Linked DNA regions of Homo sapiens: all the other regions are linked to region 2. The links are chromatin loops, found by intact Hi-C in ENCODE. Cell type or tissue: heart right ventricle. All regions are shown on one strand. Region 1 has its middle 4.6 kb from the start of DLEU1-AS1. Region 2 has its middle 6.8 kb from the start of DLEU7-AS1. Region 3 has its middle 41 kb from the start of C13orf42. Region 4 has its middle 70 kb from the start of DLEU1-AS1. Region 5 overlaps DLEU1 (deleted in lymphocytic leukemia 1). Region 6 overlaps DLEU1 (deleted in lymphocytic leukemia 1).

Region 1 (4,000 bases), 270 kb after region 2:
CTAAAAGCATAAAACTCTTAGAAGAAATCACAGCTGTAAAATTTGTGACCTCAGATTTAGGCAATGGTTTGTTAGATACGACACCAAAAGACAAGCAAAAAAAGAAAAAAATAGATAAACTGGACTTTATCAAAATAAAAAACTTGTACTTCAAAAGATAATATAAAGAAGTGAAAAGCCAACCCACAGAATGGGAGAAAATATTTACAAATCATGTACTGTTAAAGGTCTAGGATCCAGAATATATTTAAAAACTATTACAACTCAACAATAAAAACATAAATTATCCAATTAAAACATAGGCACAGGATTTGAGTAGACATTTCTCTAAAGAAGATATACAAATATCTTGTATACACATGAAAAGATGCTTGATATTATTAGTCATTAGAGAATGCAAATCAAAACCATAATGAGATAACACTTCATATCTACTAGGATAGCTACAATAAAAGGCAACAATTAAGTATTAGTTTAAATAAGGAAAGACCAGAACTGTCATACAATGCTGGTGAAATATTAAAATGATAGTTACTTTGGAAAACAGTTGGGCAGTTTCTAAACATAAAGTTACAATCTAATTCAGCAATTTTATCCCTAAGTATCTACCCAGGAGAATTAAAAACATATAACAAAAACTTACAAGTAAATATTCCTAACAGCGTTAATTATTATAGCCTAAAAGTGAAAACAACCCAAAGATTTATTAATTGATGAACAGATAAACAAAATATAGTATATTAAAACCATGTAATATTATTCAATCATAAAAGAAATGAAGTTCTGGTATATGCCATGACGTGGATAAATCTTGAAAACATGTCTAAAGTAGGCAAATCCATTGTAGAGGCAGAAGTAAACTTCCTTTCTGCCCTTTCTGAAGGTTCACTGAAATAAAGTGACAATAGACAGATTAACATGAGAAAAAGTTTACACATTAATTAATATGCATAATCATGGGAGCCATACAAAACATGAGACTCAAAAAAGGGCCATATGGTTAAGGTTTAAATGTCCTCCTCATAGGGGAGAGAAAACTTGGGAGCTGTAACAAATTTTAGAAGGGTAGTAAGTGATTTTCAGAGGAAATGAATGCACCCAGGAGGCAAATATTATTTTGTAAATAATTATCTTAGGAAACTGAATGGGACTGGCAAGTTAAGGGAAGGAGAGGGGTGGAACTGCCTTGTGAACAAAGGTTGTCTTAGTATGTAGAAAAAGTCTCCTAGGTAATCTCTCCAACCTGCCCTCAAAAGAATAGATGAAAAGTCTAACTGCATGTAGTGATGACTTTTATAGTCTTTTCTTCTCTCAGGTGGGTAATCTTTCTGGATTATTTCATGAGATTCCTGGAGAGTGAGTCTTCAGACAATTGCATGTCTTTTGAGAAGTTTCCTTAGTTAGATAAGGAAATTCCAGACAGAGTCCCTCCTTGCTCTTGGAGTCAGGGGAGAAGAAACAAAAGAGGGTTAAAATGTTTTGGGTTCTGAGACAGCTTCTAAGGTACTCCATCTTCATTTAATTCAAAGTGTTCAGTATGCCAAAGCACCATTGTGTGGGGTATCATTTTCTTAGACCCAACACCATAAATACTAAGAGTAGTTTAGTGGTTACCAGGGATGGCGGAAAGAAGTAATCAAGGGTTACTGATAATGAGCATAGGTTTTCTTTTGGGGGTGACAGAAATATTCTGGTATTAGATCATGGTGACATTTGCACAACTCTGTGAATATACTTAAAAGCCACTGAATTGTACCCTTTAAACGGACGACTAGTGTATGTCAGTTATATCTCAATTAAAAACAAAGTCTAGAACTTGACATATCATTCCAAATACTCAAATTAGACGAGTCTGCTTCTAAGGTAAATAAGTGGAAAGTGGTCACAAGATAAGAACAGAGGCTATTAGGAGATGAGGAAAATCAGGAATGAGAAGTAGGAAGCCAACTCTTCATAATTTTTTAGGTGAGCAGCAGAGGGAGCCCTTGATAGCAAAGAAAATTACAAAACTAATGTTTATACTTCTGATCATAAAGTTAATACAGCCTTTTTACAGAAAATTTGAAAAAGTGCCACATAAAGGTAATAAAAACCCACTAATCATTCCACCATCCTAAGAACCACTATTAACATTTCATCGACACAAATCCTTCCAGTCTTTTTTCTGTATGTGTACATATATGCATGTACGTACATATATAGCCAAGCCCACCCACAGCTCTCCTGTACATGCAACTTTGCCGTTACATTTTTCACTTCATGTTACCTTTTATATTTTTTCTAAAGCCTTAAATATTCCTGAGAATGTGGTTTGCCATGCCTACAGATGAGCTGTCAGTAATTAAACCTATTTTTAGAATTTTTCAGTCACAAGTAACCCTGCAATAAACATCCTTATACCTAAATCCTTGTATTTCCTAAAAATATATCCGAAGTAAGGATAGATTCCTTAAGAAGGAATTATTAGGTCAAATATTGTTTACAGCTTTAAGTCTTTGAATACATACATATTGCCAACATTTCTAACCAGAAAATTTAAAAGATTGTTATACTTCCACCAGCAGTGGATGAGATTTTCCTTTATCTTGAACTTTTACCCAACTATGTAATTATCAAAGTTTTTTGAAATTTAAAATATTTGCTAATTTAATGGACAGAAATTTGTGTCTTTTAAAATTATTTTTAAATAAATAGTGAGCCTGAAATTTTTTCATGATTTATTGTCTAATTTTTTTCTGCTCGTACAAATTCCTTTTTTGTGAATATTGAAAATTTTTCTGCTTAGGATATTTATCTTCTAATCATTGACTTCGGAAGCTCTTCACATATTAACCATGTTAACCTTTGTCTTCTATTTTGCCCTTTTTTCAAGTTATTCTTTGCCTTATGTTTCTTTATCATGAGTTTTGATGTATATGTTTATAATTTTTATGTAAAAACATTCTGTTTTCTCTTTTATAGATTCTTCCTCTACCTTTTTGTTTAAAAAGTGCTTCCATACATTGAGAGTTGATAGATACTTATCATAATTTCTTTTACTCATTTGTGTTTTCATATTTTAAAATTTATTTAATTCATCCAGAATTTATTTAGGGATATGATTTGGGTCTCCTCCTTCCCTTAAAAACTGAATTAATTTCCCCAGCACTATTCACTGGCATAATCTTTCATTTCCTTCCCTAATTTGAAGTGTCTTCATCAAATACTAAATTCTTATATGTATTTGAGTGTGTTTGGGGACTCTATTCTCTTCTCTCTGTCTAGTTGTATACCAATATCATGTTATTAAAGCTTTATAACAGGTTTTTAACACCTGAAGTACAGTTTACCTTATTTGTTTATAAATCTTTCTTGGTTATTTTTATCCACAAATTATTCTAGATAAACCTTACAGTCACATTTTCATTCAAAAATATTCCAATTGGGATTTTGATTAGAATCATATTGGACCTAACCATCAATTTGAGGAACAGTGACATCATCCAATAATATAAAATATGTCTCAATTTATTCAAGCCTGATTTCATATTAACTAAAGTTTTACAACTAAATTGATAGAAGCCCTATATAAACAAACAAGTTTGTTTCCAGGTTTTATTGTTCTTATTCTTGCTTGTTTTGCTTTGTTTTTCCCCTGTTGTAAAAGAGCTCTTTTCCCTCTTTACGATTATTATCTGATTATGGATATTTTTTATATTTTGTAACCAGGTATCATAATGAAGCATTAGTTGTAATAGTTGATTTCTTAGGTTTTCCTAAATAGGTTATCCTTAAGAATTTAGAAATTCTCTACATAGTCATGACTTTGGGGTCTCAAAACCAATTCAACTTTTGGAATTACAGCTTTTATGCTTCATAAGCATAACTTCTTTTTCTAAATAAAATTGAAAATTAAGTGTGTAAAGTGACCAACTAAAAAGAACAAACAACTCTAAAACATACAGATTCCACTCCTCCACTTGGCTCTTAAAGGGTTAATTAATATTTACCATGAAGAATT
Region 2 (4,000 bases):
TGTAAAAATCTGAAACTGCCTAAACGTTATCAATAGGGAACAGGTTAAATAAATTATGAAACATTACACAATGAAGTGCCGTGTGATAAAAACTAATAAGAAAATATATTATGTAATAATGTAGAAGCCTATTTAAGCTCTATTGTTATGTGGATAAAAAGACAAGGCACAGATAAGTATAAATAGCGTGGTCCCAACTGTGTAAAAAAGTACATGTACATGTATGATATACACATGTACAGACATATAAAACATATCTGGAAATATCCATATATAATTAGTAATTCAGGTCGCCTCCTGTGAGGAGAACTGGTTGTCTCAGTGACAGAGATAAGAGGGAGAGTTACTCTTTAGTGTATATCCTTTTGTGCCATCCAAGTTTAGTACCCCAAATATGTATGACCTATTCAAAATTAAATAAAATATTTAAATTAGTTTTTGAGGGCATTGAAACAAGAACAACCATGGAGAAAATTTTATTCAATTTTTGATATATATTGCATTTTCTTCATTTCTGCTTAATATTTCTCAACATAGCTGTTGACATAGGTACTGTCGCTTTCTAAATGAAGACACCAATATGAAGAACATGGGCTTGCTATCTAAGAATTTCATTTTTGGCTCCAGCTTTCTTGAGAGTCAGGAGCACTAATTAAATGGTTTTGCTTAGTTCTTTCTTTCTGACCTACTCTGTTTAGTGGAACCAAATGGGAGGTATTTCCAAATCATAATCTCTTTCACCAATTGCTCTCTTAACTTGATTGTACCTTCCTGGGTGGAGAAGCATCAGTTGGGTTTCTATTGAAATCAACAAGTGCCCAGTTCCTCAGAGGCCAGCCACTCTGGATTAAACTGCATCAGGCCTGTTCCCAGAAAACTAAACTAATGGGCTTGTGCCTTTTTTTTTTTTTTTTTTTTTTTTTTTAGTGTATAGAGGCTCCCTTGTTCATTTTGCCTTGTCTCTCTCCTGAAATCCTGGCTGGTTCCAAGTCCTGACTACCCCCATGAGGAGAATCACAGCCCACCTTTAGTGGCACTGATCCAAGCGGGCCTTCCTTGCCCACCTCCAGACAACTAAGGCATTGGCAACACAGCATCTGGCACAGATTCTCTGCAGGCAAGATTATTATACCAATTGAAAATGGGGTTACAATGGCCAATTGGAGTTTGAGGCATTTAAAAGGTAATAATAAATCTATTGGCAATTGAATAGTCATTAATAACACTACCATGGAAACAGATTGACATAGATTTCTCAGATTCTCATGAATTCAACTTTGAACTCCCTAACTTGGTGTAAACAAAATGATGTTGTGGTTTGTGGTGGTACAAGGGCGCGCTGAGGTCTCAATGTTGGATCAGAGTTTTCCAGAATCTACATATATGCTCCTTGGAAGGTAATTTAAAATCATGTAAAATCTCAACCAACAGTGCAGTGCAAGGTGCTGAGGGCTCCCTGTGCACCCCGTGAAAATGGCCAAGGCATTGAACGAAAGGGATTAGGTATTTCCATGCCAACCAGTGGAGGTCAGTGTTGAGTCGTCAATCTCTTGCCTTAACTGGATGCATTATGTTGCCACAGTAGACCGGTCTCTGCTCAGAAAAGGGATACTCAAAAATGAAAATGTGGGGCTGATGACACTTCGAAGTATGAACAACAGCTCCGTGCTGCTAAAGAATGGTCACCTGGAATAGCTGAAAACATCTGAAGCGACCTCAGGAAGGGTTGCTGCACTGGGAGCAGGTGGATGGAGGGGTGACGGTGTAGTTATGCAGCTTCAGCTACCGAGAGCTCACTTTGCCTTTCAAACCGACTCCCCTCCCAAATTCCTCTCCACTGAGAGGTACTGGGATCCAAGATGAGCATGTTGGTCTCTTTATTAGCTAAGCGAGTTTTGAAAAAGCAAGGAGAGGACAGCTAAAGTTGCTTCCCAAGAGTAAAGGGACCTTCTTGTAGACAACAACTTTTTCTGTAGAGTCACAATCCTCATTTCTATGAAATGTGAAAAGCCTCTTCAAACATTCATTCCAAATTGAGAGTCAGCCCCACTGCTGGCTTGCTAGTGGTCACTCTCAGAGTGGGCCTTCCTTATTAATCTCTAGATACTGTCCACATGGGGAAACATAAAGTGTGAGGGAAGAGCCTAGCACTGTATGCTGCAAAACTAACCACTAAAACACCAGGAAAACATAAGGAGACAGAAAAGTCCAAGAGGCCATTGAAATCTCTGTACTTTCTTCACCTCGCCTCTCTCTTCTCCCTAAGGGCTGCAAGCTTCCTCTCCATAATTCGAGGATTTAGGGTATAAAGCACCAAGCAGAGTATTTGTCCAAAGCAAATATTTAAGCTCCTGGACATTCATTCAGCACGATTATTTTGGTCTTCATCATGATTAACGTGATTTGGCTGGAGGGGAGGATGGGCAGAAGTTTTAATGTGCGGGAAAACCCCTGAGGTTCTATTTTTAGATGCTTATGTTCTTCCTCAAAGGGCAGCCTAGGAGGAGTGAAGGCAGCTCTGTTTGTTTAATGCCAGGGGGTATAGGTAGCAATTAGCAACTTAAAATTATCCTCAGTGAGGAGGCCCCTTCATTCCTCAGGGTGTGGTTCCTGTTCAAAGCTCAGATATACAAAGTGTATTTTTTGAAACTGAAGGGGAAGGGGTGCTTTCCCACTTTCTGAATTTGGTATTCTGTTTTACATTTTGTCGGTATTTTTGAATATTTTAAATCTATTTTTTACACTCAGTCAACCGGGCTGAGCATTAGCCATAGATAGGACTCTTCTGATACAAGTACTATGTGCTTTAACTTCCAGATGCCACCTCTGTCCTTTTCATACCATGAGCTTTTATTCTCTTTTGCCCTTTCTTACACTACTTTCTATTTGTCACACTCCTTTCTTTGTGCTTTCTTAATCTGCCACCCTCAGCAGAGGCATCGTACCCAAATGCTGAAATTCTATTTATTCTGCAAACTTAGTTCAAATGTCATCTCCTGCATGAAGCCTTCAATGCCCCTTGCCAATCTTTCTTCACAGGCAAAATTAATCATTCCCTTCTCCATACCCCCAGAGTTCTGTGTACAGTTTGATAGTGTCTACACACATATATGTGGACATCCAGTAGTTATGCAGCAAATCTTCAGCAACGCAGGACAGATAATCTAAAACTTCTACTGTTGCTATTGAGAGAATGAAGACAATGCAATACAGTTAGCAATCACAGAGTAAGACTCCAACATAAGCAGAGGAAAGAGAAGTATCTAAATAGAAAGTTGTAATTGCTGCCCACAAACAAGAGGGTCCTAATATAATACCACTCCCTTCCATAATAGTGAAGAGAGGAAAAGATATTTTGTAGCAGTCGTCTTGTAGAGTCCATTTTAAGGCAGCCCCACTAAGTTTCTGCATGTGCCCGAGACCTGCTACTACAGTAGCAACTAGGAATGGAAACTGCTGGTGCTACAGAAATGCTGTTATTAAAGGATCTAGAGTTTAGAATCTAAACTACAATGTCAAAGCTTTTTACAATTGCAGAGACGCACAATTGTCTGTATAAAAATCACTTTGCTACAAGGCAGTTAGTTACTAATCTGACCAACCGGCTGGAGTGAAGGTGAGACATGGACCAAAGTGGAATAGAGAACAGGATCAGCAAATAGCACAAACCCGTGAAATGCAATAGAATACAAGAAATCCACATAGGAACAAGGCAAGGGTGTTTTACACGGCCATTTCTGCTGAGGATTGTATCAATGCATTAATGAAGAAGGGCTTGCAGTGAGTCCAGATTGTGATTATCTCTGTGTTATTTGAAGGTTGTAATATGCATATATGTGTGCATGTGTGTAGGAGGATAAAACTGTTACTTCTTCACCAGTCCACTGCCCTACCCCAACCAAGGCAAAGCTCATTGTTTGTGGTTAGCTGACTCAGGGAGAGGATGTATTAATCAAAAGCAGAGAATAGGGACCCTGTTCTGGCTTTTGAGGTTTCAAAA
Region 3 (4,000 bases), 270 kb before region 2:
TGCTGTGAAGTCTGGTGGAGAAAGGCACAGAGTGTAGAGAGGCGGAAGGTGGGGAGTTCAGTCAGTGGAGGCCTCTCAGAGGTGGTGACACTTTAATGGAATGAAATGGGGGATTAATGGAGACCAGAAGGAGAACTGCCCAGGCAAAGGACCAGGAGGAGACCAGGAGGAGAACTGCCCAGGCAAAGGAAGGCTCCATGTGAAACGGCATCAAGGGATCTTGAGGAGAAGGAAGGAAGGTGCCCAGGAGTGCTCGAGGGTTCTGAGCAAGGGAATAACACAATCTGATCACGTTTTTAAAAGATGATTCTGGCTGTTGGGTGAGGTTTTGACTGGGGATGGGGGTGGGGTGGGGACAGCTGTTGAGCAGCTCTGTAGGGTCCTGAGGGAGTAGCTTGATCAGGGTGGGGATAGGGAAGTAACCAAAGATGATTGGATTTAGGATCAACTCTGAAGGAGAACCTTCCAGTATTTAGGTTTGCTGTGAATTCGATATGGAGACATGGGATCGTGATAGAGGTTCCCTTTATTGAGTTGAATGAGGGATGGGCTGATGGGCAGGGGTATTTGGTGGCGAGGGAAATCAAGAGATCTATTTTAGGTATGTTTACTTAGAGCTTTCCGTAGACCTCCAAGTAGAGATGTCAAATGGGAAATTAGGTATCTTTGTGTAGAGCTCAGGGGAATGGCTTGGTCTAGGGTGTAATCCCGGGGCCATCCTCGCAGAGGTGGAATTTGAAGCCACAGGGAGGTGAGGTCACCTAGGTGCTGAGTGGAGATGTAAGAGGGAGGAAGCTGACACCTGAGGCCTGGAGTACCCCAGCATGCAGAAGCTAAGCAGAGGAGGAGCAAGCAAGGTTCGAGAAAGAGTGGGCCAATGAGCAGGAAGTGCTCCAAGGGTGCGGACTGAGCCCAGAGGGCGAGAGGGGAAGCGGCATGGGAGACCGGCAGGGTTGGTGGAGCAGGCTTCACAGCCAGGTGAGAAAAACAGTCTCAATTTTTATTCAAAATCGGACTGTCCACAGCTGAAAGCTCACTAACCTGTCTCATGAGACCCAGCTCTGCACTCCTTCTGACTGTTTCTAAAACTCAAGCCCTGCTGAGAGACAGTTGCCTGTAGCAGAAGCCCACGGGCAGCTGAAGTGTCATTCATGACTTAGGTGCTCCTTTCACTGAGTGGTCTCTGGCCTGCACTGGGTGGGAGTGCGGATGGACTCTGGATCCCGAGTACCCCCTCATGCAAAGAAAAAACTACCCAGCCTCACCCTGTCTCACACGGTCTCATCCAAGCTGCAGGCCTGAGGCCCTGGCTGTGTAAAAGTGGGCAGATGATTTAGGCCCTCTACGCCTTATTTTTCTCAAATGGGAATTGGGCACGATAATAACATTTCCTAACATATAGTGTCATGGTGAAGGTTAAATGAATTTACACCTGTTAAAGTGCCTGGTAGATAGTAACTGTTAACTATTGTCATAATGAAAGAATGTTGATTTGCTATCACTTAGGATATTCAAAAATTGTGCCACACACTCTGAAAGTAGCTGTAAAAGAGAAATTCTCAAAATGTTTCAATTGGAGGAAGTACAGTCTCCTGAGAAAGCTGTTTTGAAGAAGACAGCACTGCACCGACTTGTGGTTAAGATTGGGCTCATGGGACCCTCATGAGCACCTGATAGCATAATGCACATAAAGCCCTTGGCCTGGTGTCTGGCAGAGTAAGCACAATAAATATTCAGTTCATATTATTATTATTATTAGGGCTCTCAAAATACATAAATCTGCAAGTTACATTCAGTTGGTTACAATGTAACAATCCTTTTTTGTCATGCCTCCTTATATATAGTCCCCAGATCACCTGGTTTATTTGCAACTTTTCCTTTATCAAATGGAAGTATAGATTAGGTTAGATTTGAAGATTGTTGACTTTGGTCTTGAGGAGCCCTTACCTCGAGTGCCAGTGTTGCGAGACCTCACCTCCATTCTTGCCTGGGTTCTGTACATAATGTACAAAGTCAGATGTATATTCTCTTTGCAGTTCTGGGACCACTGCACCTGGAGAAGGTTGTAGCCTCATTTTACACTGAGGGGCACTATCACTTGGGAAAGACAGAGGACTTTTTCATGATTACTCCAGACCTCAAGTACCAGTTGCAGGGTGAAGACTCAGACTTGAGCCCAGTCCTCTGAGCCATGATCCTGCACCTGGTCAGGATTTGTGAGTCTTCAGAGCCACACACCTCCTGCCTCCCTTCCTGCGGGAATGACTTACACAGCGTCCTGTTGGCATGTGGGGCTTTGGCCACACGGTGGCGCTTTACGCTCAGCAATCCCGCTGGTCCTCTTAATGCATCGCTGAAGATTTGAAAATCAAACTGAAAAGGAAAGAGCCCTGCCCTCTAGTTCTTAGAATACACAGATATCATTGTCAACGAGTATGGGGCCGTTAGCAATTGAGGAGGTGAGCTGGGTTCACTAGCTGGTTACCACCCTGTAGGAAATGCCTCAGTTCTTGCTGGTTTCATCCATCCTAAGGGGAAATCAAAGGACCTCTTGTCTGAAATCAAAGGATTCAGAATTCCACATTCAGAGCCCATTTTCAGGTGTTTTTCACAACATTGTACTCAACCACATGTGTGAATCAAACCTCACTTTCCAGTGTGGCTGATGAAATAAAATGGGCTCACATAAGCCAGAGTTTTGACATTCCTGGAAAAAGAGATTTTTTTTCTGAAGATATTGTCTGACTCCAAGACAGGCCTAAACCTCTTCCAGAAAAAAGAGAGGGGTTAACAGCAGCTAGTTTTATTCTTCTCTTGAAGGTGATATAGGACATAGGCCTGGTTGTGAATACCAGCTCTGACACTAACTAGTTTTGGAGCCTCAAGGAAGCTACTTCATGTCTCTTCACCTCAATGCTCCCATCAGTCAAGGGTGTTTATGATAATAGGACCTACACTATAGGATTGTGGTAAGGCTGAATTAATATTAAGTAGAACGAAATGCAAGTGGTTCAGTTCGTTCAATTCTAAAGTCTTTGACCTGTAAAAAATGGCAATTTCATGTGGCTCATTCTAAAACATGGAAAGTGCTTTGTGCCAGGCATATTGTGAGGCTTGGTGAAAGTGAGTGATTATTATTACAGCTGGCATGAAAAGAGTACAAGCACTTACTATGAACATTTAGGAAAACAAACCGCCCTGTCTTCTGGTTATTTTTTTCCTGAAGATTCTTACTGATAGCTGACTCAGTTGTTGCTGCATACTAAAGTTTCTAATACGCAAATATGCCAAAAGAGATCTGGCTGTTTATCATAGCTCCACCTTTAGCCAGGTTATCCCAGCCTCAAGACATCTTTCAATGAGATATTAATCCTACCAAGGGAGAAAACTCAAGGCCATCCCAGTACCACCTGCCACACGAGTAAAGCTGAACTCTTTCATTCTGTGCCTCTGCGGTCCCTAGGTGATGGAGACCTCCCTCTGCAGAGCCTGCCTCTCAGAGAGCACTCTATGCCTTGGACTGATGTGGAAATTGATCCTCTCAGTCCCTCTGAAGCACACACATCAAAGTTGAACTGTTCTATGTCCTTTTCCTTCTTAGGTGAATACTAGCTAATCTGTTCAGCCAAAGGAATATATTTTTATTCTGTCAGAAGTTTCCCAAGTTGTAGCTAAAAGGAATGAGAATTTCAGAGACCTGGCAGGCCTGGGGGGTGGGGGGTGGGGGCGTATTTTTTAACAGACGGGCCTCTGGGAGCCCAGCTTCAGCCACACCCTGTCTTGTGTCCGGGGACACCTTCCTCTGCTGATGTAGGCCTTGGAAAGAAAGCCAGCAGCGGCTCAGAAGCCAGGCAGTCTGAGGTAGACTGGGGGCAACAAATCAACCACAGGAAAGGCTTCCTACCAGGAATGAGGCAGCTGCGTTCCCAGAAATGCACAAACAAACCACCAAAAACCAGATCAGGGTCCTATCTTCCTCTCAGACACTCTTACCTTGCAT
Region 4 (4,000 bases), 200 kb after region 2:
CATTCTCTACATTTCTATCCCTTGGGAGCCAGATGCTAAATTGTTTCCAGCCAGTTAATAATGGTGTGGTCTTGAAGCTCCCAGGGGACCCAGAGGAAACCTGCCTCCATTTCTAAGGCTCTGTTCTATGTGTTGGTTGCTGGGTAGATTCAGGTTAGTCAAATAAAGGGAGGAAATAAAGCATAGAAGTGAATTCGTCCACCGTACACCCCAACAGGGCAAAGCCACGAAGTTACCACCTGTCGACAACATACTTTCTGCTCCCACCCACCTGCATGTAAATGCCTGAAATGTGCAGTCACCTTAGTGGAAATGTAAAGGCCAGGCTGAGCCAAATGATAGGACACTTGCTTTAAGAGAGCATTCCACATGGTGCCATTGATAATTTTTCTGTTAATTTGGTCACTGATGCCATTAACAGACACTGTCTGAGGACCTACTTGATGTAGGCAACATAGTAGGTGTTTCAGAAGACACAAGGATGAGTCGTCCAAGAGCTATGCCTTGAAGGAATGCCCAACATAAGGCTTAAGGCAAGGCATGAACACAAATACAATAACCTAAAATATGTTATTTTTGGTTAGTAAGTATGTAATAATAATAGCTGTCATATATCAGCCCCTCCCCCTGTGCCATGCAGCTCAGGAGCATTATTGCTGATCATTAACAGCCACCTTGCCAAGCACATCACACATGTTTCATCAAGCGTGTCACACGTTTTGCAGACAGGGAGGCTTAAGGTCAGAGAGATTAACTTACTTGCTCAAGGTCACATGGTTAGTGTGTGACAGAGCCAGGCTCTGAACTCTAAAGCATGGGCTCTTAACACACAACACAGTGACTCTGACCCATTTTTTCTCTGTGAGATGGTCGGAACAGGTGCCCATATCATGGCAGCTCAGAGCAAGGAGAGAGAGCCTCAAGCTAGAGGAACTGAGAAAGGCTTTGTGCTCTTGAGCTGAGTCTTGAAAGATTAATAGGCTTTAGATGTGAGGAGATGAGAGAGAGAGATGGGGTGGGATGGAGAGACCTGGGAGGAAAAGGAAGCATGGAAAAAAGATATCCATGGGGAAAGCCTGTGTGGGTAGAGAGGAATGATCACAAGGTACAGGAGGTGGAATGATTCGGAAGCTGCAGGGGCAGAAGGGCAAGGGATGGGAGCCTGGAACAGCGGACCAGGATTTGAGAATACATTTTTTAAAAGCAATTGAAAGTTTCTGAGAAGGGGAATGACCCAGTCAAAGCCCACATTGAGAATGGTGGTGGGCAGATGGAAGGCGGAGAGAGGGGGAGCAGGGATGAAGGCACTGCATCTCCTGGGGTGAAGACAGCCAGTGGCAGTGGGACTTGTAAGAAGGGGACAGCTGTGAAGGTATTGAAGGAAGTAGAATCCACCAGATCAACAGCCAACGTGAGAGGTAAAGAGAAGGGACAGAGGCCAAGGATCTTTTTGTGCCTGTCTAACAGGGAGGATAACTACTAAAGTAGCCTCTAAATACATTTAAGAAATTAGTAAATTAATTAATAAATTACTAAATTAGCCTCTAAATTGGCTCTTTTTAATCACTGGCAGCGTTGTTTCTCAGAATGTTTTGACCTGTGGGCAATTTAAGTGGACCCAAGACCCTATTTAATCTCTATACTCTTGCTTATTACAAAAAAAAAAAAAAAAAAAAAGAATGAAGCTGTATTTATGAGACAATGAAATACATAAAATTCTAAAAGTAACTCGTGTCAAAAGCAAAAGACTAGGCACTGGGAAAGCATTAAAAACACGTACAATATGGCAGCTCAGGACCACCTGGAGAAACCTAGAATCACTAGTGGGCCCACGCTCCCATTGGAGAGGCCCCAATATTTACTCTGAGGCGAGTTGAGGTTGGTGGCAGTTAACACAAATTGAGTGCCACCATGTGCCACGTTTCGTTCTAAATGCAAATTCCTTTCCTGACCTATGTCCCCATCACCTACATCAGCTCCCCAGCCTCCTCTCTGAAGCCTCCCTACCCCACCTCATCCCAGAGGATCTTGCATGTAAGGCAAAGTGTTCTTTCCCACTTTATTTAAGCCAAGAGAGACACAGGCCCACACCAATCAGTGACCTCCCTGCTATTAGCTCTTGCCTGTGTTCCTCTGTGCATTGGTGAAGGAAGAAGCCCTGGGTCCCTATCTTATGATGTCCCAGCCTTTCCTTTGCCTGCACCAGCTCACAGTGGAGCCAAGCAGGGCTGTAAGTCTAGCAGACCCCTCACTGGAGTTGAGTAATTTGCAACCTTGCCCTGATTTAATCTGCAATCCAATTTGCTACTTACTCTCCCCAAGCTCTTATCAACGGTTTACATTTCCATGTGCCTTTTCTGTGCTGTATATCTGTGTTTTCAATTATGTCAGCCCAGGTGAATTAGCCTTCCATTGTTCAAGGTCAAACCTCAAGTTGTTATTTCCTGCCTATACAGCTAGTCCCTTTCCCCTCTATCCCTCTGGGGCAGTTTCTCAATTGTCGCTGGTGTTCCCAGATCCTATCTCCATCAGGTTTCATCTGTGAATTTAATTATGAAGCTATGCCCTATTTGGCTTATTTCACTCCATGGTCCAAACGTTTATTATGCATCCATTCTCCACAGGCACCCTGGTTCCACAGATATGCTAGGCATGCCCTCCGCAGCCATATGAAAATGAAAAGTTAGGAGTCCCAAAAAGGAACTAAATGCGCCTAATTTTGTTCATATTGTTGAGTCCCTTCACCTGACCAGCAAACCCTTTGATCCTGCACTTAGGCGCTTCCATGGCCACAGAGGGCTCTTCTAGCACAGGGATTGTACAGTTGTTAAAGCAAAAAGAAGGCAGAAAAGGCTAATCCAGAGCAACTCTTGAAAGCAGCCCCAAGGAGTCTTCCAGAAAAGCCTTGGTCTGCCTTCCTCCCAGGGGCTCAGCTCCAGCTGCACTTTACCTCTGCAGGTGGAGGCTCCCAGCAAGGCTCTGCTGAGGGCACTGCTGTGGCTCCCCTGCTCACACTTGGGGTCCTGTGGCTGAGTCTAGCCTTTCTTCCTCCTGCACACTGCCTGCCCCATCGCTTTGACAGAGGGGAGCCCCTCAAGTGCATCTTTGGAGGGGACAAGACACTGCTTGATATCCTGAAACATAAAGAGGCAGCATGCATCACTCAGCCACATAGCCCACATGTCACTTCTATCAGTGAAGCCTTTCAGTTTCCACCCTTGTGCTCCTGGCAAATGTGATGGCCCCGATGGCTCTTTGCTCAGTGTGATGGCCCCAGGCACCCTTTGCTCATCTTATGTTCACTTAAGTGGCTGACTGTCCCACGAGTAGAAGCCGGGAGCAGGAGCCACAGTATCTCAGTGATCTTTGTGTCCTCCACCTCTTACCTAGAACATAAGAGGTCCTCGGTAAGTTTATCAAATGACTCCCTGAACAAATGCACATTAGGGAATGTAAATCTTCTTTTCAGATACTGCTCTTGTCTCATCCACCAGTTGCCTTTAAGCAAGTCATTGGTTTTCAATTTGTGTGTGTGTGTGTGAACAAAAAGCTTCTTCACACCAAGTCTTACTTGGAAGACCCTGGCCCCCCAATATATAACATGATAATAGTGAAGTTCATCTTGTTCACATAAAATGGGGAGGCCGTGGGAGCCTCAGTACCACCCACTTGCCATCCCCTCAGCTAAAATCCTCCACATATATAAGTTCTTTTACTTTTCTCTGACTCAAGCCAAATCTTTCTCCCCTCGTGGCAGCTTCTCTCTGATCATCCCAGCCACGGGGGCCCTGCCCGTTTCTGAACTCCTAGGAGTCCTACTGTGTACTCTTGTAACATATACAGAGTTTGTACCAATGAACACTCACATTCACTAAGTCTTGCTGAAGGCCAAGTCCAGTGACATGCACTTTACATACTTATCTCATTTAATCCTCAGGGCAATCCTAGGAGGTATATACTCTCACTATCTCCACTTTACTCATGAGAAAATAGAGGCTCA
Region 5 (4,000 bases), 420 kb after region 2:
CCTGCATCCCCACAAAATACACTTCTTGGAAATAGGGGCTCCGATCTTTTTGTTGTGCACTAGAGAACAACTTGCCTTTTTCACATGACCGCTGTGTCAAACAATTCATGCCTTTTTATTTAATTAAAGGACAATCCCCCAATCATCCTACACCACCCCCATAAGACCATAAGACTTAAAGGCTCCCAGGAGGCAGATTATTAGGTTGTAACAAAACCAGGCACATTAATAAATAAAAGTCTAAAATTCTTGCTTTGGCTGGGACTTAAACTCTTGAATAAAATGCATGCAAATATTTTTTAAATATATGCAGTGCATGGTGCCTAATAGATATTCAGTTGATGGCTTTGAATAAGGGAAAAATGAATGAATACATAAATGTATGAATAAATACAGTTTATTCTCAATGGCATGTACTTATTCTATTAGAGAAAACATGAATACTTAAATAGGTAATCCACAAAAGTCCAACCTACACATTTTAACTGGTAGCCTCATGCTTCTCCCAGAAGTTCTTACCAGAGAAGCAAACAGGCAGTAAAAATGACTGGCTCAAGTTTCATCTCTTCAGCCTGCCTGCGCTTGGTGCCTTGGAACTTTTAACTAACAGCAAAATTCCCCAAATGCCCTTGTGACACCAAGGGTAAAAGAAAGAGTCTTACTGCCAATAAATAGGATTCTCATGCCCTGTTCCGCTAAGCACATAAGATGAAAAGTTACACAATAAAAGCAGCACTGCAGTTTTTATTCCACTCTAAGCCATTATTTCCTCAAATAGCATTTGTGGTAACTATCTTTGATCGTTGACTAGGGCCACAGGTGGTTGGCCCTAGCTAGTGTATCAGGAGTGTAATCTGAGTTGTCTCTAAACACATCACAGCAATGACAGATTATACCAATCAGAAGCAACCGTGTAATACCAAGCTGTAAACTGCAGACATTCTTTGGGTTTACGCTCTTAATTTACTTGCCACGAATGGGCTCCTTGAACTTTGTAGGTCTTTCATTTTCCAAAGGAAGCACATCTTCCGGGGCTTGAGTTTAATTCGATGCTACTGCTGCCAAAGCCACATGGGATGCAAATGAAACTGGGTTCACCTTTCTCCCCCTGCACTGCTCACTAGGCAGTTCAATAGATCCATTGGCAAAAAAAAAAAAAAAAAAGAAAAGAAAAAACAGAAAATTGCAGTGGTATTCTGAGACAAAGCAGCCAGAGCCAGCACTGAAAATTATAGAACTAGTAATCTCATTGCAAAGCATTAAAAAGCTTAGAGAGAAGGCTAATGCTCTGAAATCAAAAGGGTGGGACAATCAACACTAAAATCCAGAAGGTTCTACAGGACAGGGGAAAAGCCCAAAAAGAAGCTATAGAAAACAAAGCTTGTCTACGAGAGGCTGCTGGATTGATATGTAAATTAGCCTAGACCTTTTGAAGAGTAATTTCCATAAGTATTCTAATCCTTAAAACCGTGCATATGCTGTGACCTGACAATTCCCCTTCTAGGACTTTATCCTGAGAGATAATTACAAATGTGTGCAAATATTTACCTTCAAGGTGATTTACCACAGAACTGATTACAGTAGCAAAAAATAAATAAACAGCCAAAATGTTCAACCATTGAGAATTCATTGAACTTTGGACATACAACAAAATATGACATAATAATTAAATATGTTGTGATAAAAAGAAAAAGATATTTACAATAATTAGGTTAAAAAAATAGAAAACAGTGTATGTGGTGTGCACCCATTCTTGCAATTCGAAAACAGAGAAAGAGCCCTTCACAGATATATACCAAAATTTAACAGTGACTGAGTGAGGGTAACTATAGGTATTTTTATTGTCTGCTTTGTACTTCATTGGGTTTTCAATTTGTCATGTACTATTTTTGCAGAGAAAAAAAGTTATTATAAAAAAATCCTTAAGAATAAACCAGAAGCATTCATTAGACTTTTTTAGCTACAAGGTACAAAGTCCTCAAGCTACTTCAAATTATGATAGAATGTATTACAAGAATGCATTGGGTAATGAGTAAGTTTAGAAGTGGAAGTCACTGGAAATAAAAACAGGAATGTCTTGGGGCAATCAGGAAGGTGCACAGCCCAACCTAGCAAAAGACAACTGGAAGGTCCTAGAGTTGATCTAGGAATAAGGTTACCTCTTTGCCCCTCTGGTGCAGGCAGTCCATCCACCTCTCCTCTGTAACTTGGATTTCCTGTCTCCCATCCACAGCTCCTGACACAGCCTATCAGCCACCCTGCCTCCCACTCTGCTTTTCTCTTTCATCTCTCAAGGCTTCCACCTATACCTGACTGATTTCCTCGGAAATCCTCAGGGACCCTGCTGCCTCCCAGTGGCCTCTATGTGTTGTCTGCTAATTGACTGGTCCTGTCCTTGATTGGCAGTTGTGGCCAGTCCATGATCTGGCCAGCCTGGAATCCAGTGCCCACTCCCATCACCAGCCATGATGAGGGGAAAAGTCCAACTATGGCTGCCTATGAGCAGTAGCTTGTTAACTGAGTAGTTTTCCTTGGTAGAAAACTGAGGGTGTCAAGACCTCACAACTGACCTGCCAGTAGGCCAGTACCAATATTTCAAACACTGTATGTCCGGAACACTGTTTCTACATTAATGAAATCTGCTTAATTTTGTTCAAAGTAAAGTTTCACAAAGTTATGTGGGCACAGAATCCTTTTACTTTTTCCAAAACACCTGCTGTACTAATACCAGGTACCAAGTTTAAGAATTGCTGCTACAGAGTAAACTGTCATCACAGAAAAAACAATTAACAATGATATTTGTTCCATTTTTCTATGCCTGTATTCTCTGCATAAGTCATTTGGTTAAGATCCTCCGTCTTCTTCAGAGGAATTAAAATATTTTACCATGAAAATATATGGCAAGCCTAGATTCATTCTTACTATAAAAATGAAGAGTTATTAAATATATTAGTAAAATAAGAGCAGCTTTCAGTTACTAAGGTCCTCTTGGGGATATAGAACTTCTAAATTAAAGAAATAAATAATCAGACTTAGAAACGAACTTGTAAACAGAATGTAGTTCATGAGTTTGTTGGCTTTTCTCCCCTGTGGATGGTTCATAACATAATTTAAAAGGGGAGAAGTTGAAGAGTTGAAGCCTTATTTAAAAAAAAAAAGAAAAGAAAAGAAAAGAAAAGAAAGAAAGAAAAGGCAGAGCCAAAAGCAAGGAAAGGGAGAAAGTAGAGATCTAGAACAATGTGAGACTGTGGCTAATAGGTCTGCAGTCGGAAAGGAATCAGAGAAATGGGGCCCAGGAAGTGGAGGTATGAGTAGCAGTTCATTTGGATACAATTCGGAGGTGGCTGGTAGCTGGCTGCTTTGTGTTTTGCATGTGTCTATATTGTTGCTGCTGCTGCCGCTGCTGTTGTTGTTGTTTTTCATGCCAGTTCACCGTGACTTTGGTCTGGATTCTGTGCTGATCCAACTCAAATCCCTCTGACTCAGCCAGGCTGCCAGCTCTAGAATTCCTGGTCATCAGAATCATTGTGGTTAGAATACTTGGGTCTTGCTGAGAAAAAAGGGCACAGAAATCTAAGACAAGTGAGATGCGTGCTGCTTGTTTTACTATTTTTGTTTTAGTTTTGGTTTTTATCTCTTTAATAAGAGGACTGCTATTCATACACAATCAGATGAAGCTTAAAGAGTCTGTCCAGTAACCAAACCAGATGAGAGATGACCACTCACATCATTTGTTATATGCAAGGATATTAAGGTCAAAGCCCTGTGTAGGAGAGGGAGAAAAGAGGGATGGAGGAAGGGAAGGGAAGGGGAGGGGAGGGGAGGGGAGGGGAGAGGAAAAAGAGAGAGAGAGAGAAAAGAAAAGAAAGAAAGAAAAGAAAAGAAAGGAAGGAAGGAAGGAAAGAAGGAAGGGGGAAAGGAGGGAGACAGCCAGGCAGACAGGAGTAGGGGTGGGGGGTTAAGGAAAAAAGGAGAGAAAAGGAAAGAAGAAATGGAAAAG
Region 6 (4,000 bases), 630 kb after region 2:
TTTGACGAAGACACTGGCCCTCTTGGCATACAAAATGGCCAAGCGAGGATTCAGCTTGATGGCATCTGTGAATAAGTCAATGGCTTTCTGGAGTTCACCATCATTTAGGGCTTCAATAGCAGCCACTTTTTTATCATTTGCCTGATCCATCACCTCCTCTGTTATCTCCGCATTTTCATCTCCCATTTCTTGAGGAGCATCAGTGTCTGGTTCAATCACACCTTCTTTATCAATTTCTAGATCACTTTCCTCACTTGATGGTTCGTCTGCCTTTAAGTCTTCCTCCACCTTACTATCAGGTTTTTCTTCCTTGGTATTTTCTTCTGATTTAGCTTTCTGAGTAGCAGTACCTCCCATGCTCTCCACCCACTCCCTCAGGAAGCGCATTTCCTGGGTGTGCAGAATGCTTGGATCCTTCTTACACATTTTCACAAAGGCCCGAAGCTCGTTCACTTTGCGGGGGTCCATGGTAGGGAGATGGTGGGCGAAGCCGGGGGGCTGCGGCCCGGTTCCAGGCCCAGGCGCTGGCTCGGCGTGACAGCGCAGAAGGGGGCGGCTGCCTATGCTATCAACTTTTCAAGCCAGGTTTCTCAATCCAGTTTTCTGAAATATTCAACCTGAGGTTGCCTAGTCTAGTATCAATATGCATTCATTCTAACAATATAATGTACAAAGGACTGTAAATACCCTATCCTTTGGTGATACTGTCATTCAACAAACATGTACTAAGAGCTCACTACAGATCCAGAGGCAGAATTAAGAGTGCCAGGAATGCAAAGAGGAATGCCACATATCCCATGCCTTAGAAAACCTCACAGTCTAGAGGGGAAAACAGGGTGAATGAAGCACTGACCCTGACCGAGCACACTTAGAACCTGATCCAGGTTCCTGGAAAAGTCTCCTAATACAAATGCTCACTTATAATGTTTACCTTAGTTTTTAGAAAGATTTGATCATATTAGTCGCTTGATTATAGAAAACCATTTTTTTGTTTTGTTTTTTCATTTTCTTTTGTTTTGAGATGGAGTCTCACTCTGTCTCCCAGGCTGGAGTGCAGTGGCGCGATCTCGGCTCACTGCAACCTCCGCCTCCCGGGTTCAAGCGATTCTCCTGCCTCAGCCTCCCGAGTAGCTGGGACTGCAGGCACGCATCACCACCCCCAGCTAATTTTTGTATTTTTAGTAGAGATGGGGTTTCACCATGTTGGCCAGGATGGTCTCCATCTCTTCACCTCGTGATCTGCCCGCCTCGGCCTCCCAAAGTGCTGGGATTATAGGCATGAGCCACCGCGCCCGGCCGATTATAGTAAACTGTTAAATCCAATTGTTACATCCTTGGATACATATGTAATATGTAATTATTATAATTATTACTTTAGATTATAGCGAGAGATAGGCAGTTAGCAAGAAAGGAAGGAATGAGCTATCAAGTTACCAAATTATTTTGAAGTTCCTCCCTACTTGAATTTTTAAAACTTTTTCTTTGATTAACCCACAATCAAAAACACTACTCAGTCCCTCCAGCTTTTGCAACTTTTACTGTCTATGTTCTTCAATCCAGCATGTAAAAAAGAAAGATTGATTCATTCTATGAACTAATTATTTCATTAATGTATCCTCAGATATCATGTCGGCTCCTCGAGGATAAGAATCACATCTTACTTTTCTTTTGTGACTCCTATGAGCCTAGAATGGTTCTTATAAATATTTACTTAATCTAATTAAAATAAATTATGTGCTTTAAAATCCTATTACATCATACTGTAGAACACTGCCAAATCAGTAATTAAACATGCCATCCTTGCTTAGTGCCAAATGATTTTTTCATTTTTTGTTGTTTTTTAATATCCAAAGTGTTACTTTTCTTTCTCACAGCTAGTTCCTACAACTCTGGAATTTACAGTATTTTCATATTTCCATAATGACACCTGCTGGTAGGAGAAGAATGGATGAACTGCAGGGATTTTATTCAACTACTTATAACCAGCCATTGTCCAGTCTGAAACAACTAATGTTCCTGCATATACAAAGAGTAAATCTCAATGACTCCAAATACCCAAGTACTAAAAATTTGAAAGAATAAGACAAGTGCTGTTTCAGTACTATTTTCCAACCAGAATTAAAATTTATTCCCATAATCTCTGTCCAAAACAAAATTGCTGCAATTAAGAGTAGTTATTAACAAAGGCCTCAAAATTATCAATTCAATTCTGTTAAATATTTTACTCCATTTGTAAATTGGCATTTAAATATGACTATTAAAGAGATTATCATTATAAGGAATAAGTTCTAGTATTTGATACTACAGTAGGGAAATTATAGTTAATGATAATTTATTGTATATTTCAAAATAACTAGAAGAGAAGAATTGCAATGTTCCCAACACAAAGAAAAAATAAATGTTTGAGGTGACAGATACCCCAATTACCCTGATTTGATCATTACACATTGTATACACATATCAAAAATCATATGTACCCCAAAAACACAACTATTAAAAATGAATAAGAAAATTTTAAAACAGATTATCATTCTCTGAAACTTTTTCTGTTCTTTCATATAATTAATTACTAGATCAAGGTTTAAGCGGACCAGAAGACAATGGATGGGACATTTGCTTCAGTGGTAACCTGCATATCATCTTGCCCTTGAGGAGCAAGTGAGGAGAAGCAGCAAGGCCAGCCACTCTGGAAACACTGCTGGATGCTGACTATGCCAGGTCTCCCGCAATACCCAAATAAGAGATGTGGCTGCTGGGTTCACCTGTCCTACACTGCAAGCTTCAAGAGGGATATGATGAGGCCGGGTACAGTGGCTCACAACTGTAATCCCAGCAGTTTGGGAGGCTGAGGGAGGAGGATTGCTTGAGTCCAGGAGTTCAAGATCAGCCTAGGCAACATAGTAAGACCCCAAGTCTACAAAAACATAAAACTGAAAAATTAGCCCGGTGGTAGTGCACAGCTGTAGTCCCAGTTACTCAGGAGGTACTGAGGTGGGAAGATCAGCTGAGCCCAGGAGGTCAAGGATAAGGCTGCAGTGAGCCACGATCACACCACTGCACTCCAGCTTGGGTGACAGAGTAAGACACTGTCCCAAAGAAAAAAAAAAAGAGGGAAAGGACTATGCATCCTCAGTGCTAGCACACTACCTGACACCTGACACAGAGTAAGCACCAATGAGTATTTTTAAACAAAGCGTGTGTGTAGGTAGGGACAGGGCTGGGGTTGGAGAGAAGGGTGTCAACAGATTTGATCCTGGGTAGACCTTGCCCAGACACCAAAATGTTAACCAGATTAGGTGGGTTCATTCTGACAATACCTGAGTGAGCTTATTTGACTCAATAGTTTAGAAAGCAGGCAAATTAACCAGATGGCCCCCAAATAAAATATGGATAATCTATATGCATAAAGGTTTTGTATACAGTTAATAGGTAAATGTATAACTCATCATGACACATATTACACAGACTTTTTCTTATTTCACTCACAATCCCTCTTCTGATGAGAAATCAGTCATGTGTGCTGGTGACAGGCGTCTTCAAACAATGTTTCTTCCTAACTGCCTGCAGGATAACGTCCAGACAGGCACTCACTCAGCTGACAGTTGACTTGTGGCTGTTTTGTCTTTGCAAGTATGCTAACTTCTCAGACTTCCCTGGACTTGCTTTGGTTTGACTTCTTTCACTCAGAGGAATCACTTGTGAGCAAAGTGTGAAACAGACTGCTTCTGATTCCCCATTTCAAAATGACTCCTATTCCTCCACAACAGCAGGCTAAGGGACATAATTATCAGGCTATTCATCAAAAGCTGCAATTTTCTTTTTCTTTTTTCTTTCTCTTTTTTTTTTTTTTTTTTTTGAGATGATGTCTCACTCTGTCACCCAGGCTGGAGTACAGTGGCGCAATCTCGGCTCACTGCAACTTCTGCCTCCTGGGTTCAAGCAATTCTCCTGCCTCAGCCTCCCAAGTAGCTGGGATTACAGGTGCCTGCCACCACGTGTG

Evidence for each region. Peaks named below come from ENCODE experiments on the same cell type or tissue, not always from the same donor. Only the 100,000 strongest peaks of a DNase experiment are listed, where the experiment ranks them.
Region 1: it touches region 2 in a loop (6-fold over the local background); 55 of 110 quality-filtered maps call a loop at or near these places.
Region 3: a loop joins it to region 2, with 2.7 times the contacts of the local background. A loop is called at or near these places in 24 of 110 quality-filtered maps.
Region 4: it touches region 2 in a loop (4-fold over the local background); 13 of 110 quality-filtered maps call a loop at or near these places.
Region 5: it touches region 2 in a loop (6-fold over the local background); 22 of 110 quality-filtered maps call a loop at or near these places.
Region 6: a loop joins it to region 2, with 5 times the contacts of the local background. A loop is called at or near these places in 22 of 110 quality-filtered maps.

What each region holds. Positions count from the first base shown.
Region 1 is chr13:50,530,081-50,534,080 of GRCh38, reverse strand. No RefSeq gene overlaps it. Among named protein-coding and RNA genes, the nearest start is that of DLEU1-AS1, 4.6 kb to the right of the region's middle. RefSeq lists an enhancer at 3,732-4,000. In heart right ventricle, a CTCF peak has its summit at 1,983 (motif pointing right); no DNase peak of the experiment used is centred here; H3K4me3 peaks cover 11 bases; H3K27ac peaks cover 1,187 bases.
Region 2 is chr13:50,799,046-50,803,045 of GRCh38, reverse strand. It overlaps a transcript of DLEU7 not described here. Among named protein-coding and RNA genes, the nearest start is that of DLEU7-AS1, 6.8 kb to the left of the region's middle. RefSeq lists enhancers at 1,581-1,680, 1,751-1,800. In heart right ventricle, CTCF peaks have their summits at 1,314 and 1,516 (motif pointing right); a DNase peak (open chromatin) is centred at 1,535; H3K27ac peaks cover 1,512 bases.
Region 3 is chr13:51,068,540-51,072,539 of GRCh38, reverse strand. No RefSeq gene overlaps it. Among named protein-coding and RNA genes, the nearest start is that of C13orf42, 41 kb to the left of the region's middle. In heart right ventricle, CTCF peaks have their summits at 2,097 and 2,304 (motif pointing right); a DNase peak (open chromatin) is centred at 2,299.
Region 4 is chr13:50,595,348-50,599,347 of GRCh38, reverse strand. No RefSeq gene overlaps it. Among named protein-coding and RNA genes, the nearest start is that of DLEU1-AS1, 70 kb to the right of the region's middle. In heart right ventricle, no CTCF peak of the experiment used is centred here; no DNase peak of the experiment used is centred here; H3K27ac peaks cover 3,627 bases.
Region 5 is chr13:50,375,466-50,379,465 of GRCh38, reverse strand. The region is part of intron 2 of DLEU1 (deleted in lymphocytic leukemia 1); the gene reads right to left. Among named protein-coding and RNA genes, the nearest start is that of DLEU1-AS1, 150 kb to the left of the region's middle. RefSeq lists an enhancer at 465-1,061. In heart right ventricle, a CTCF peak has its summit at 2,388 (motif pointing left); no DNase peak of the experiment used is centred here.
Region 6 is chr13:50,168,557-50,172,556 of GRCh38, reverse strand. All of the region lies in intron 2 of DLEU1 (deleted in lymphocytic leukemia 1), which reads right to left. It also overlaps the pseudogene ST13P4. Among named protein-coding and RNA genes, the nearest start is that of DLEU2, 45 kb to the right of the region's middle. In heart right ventricle, a CTCF peak has its summit at 1,923 (motif pointing left); no DNase peak of the experiment used is centred here.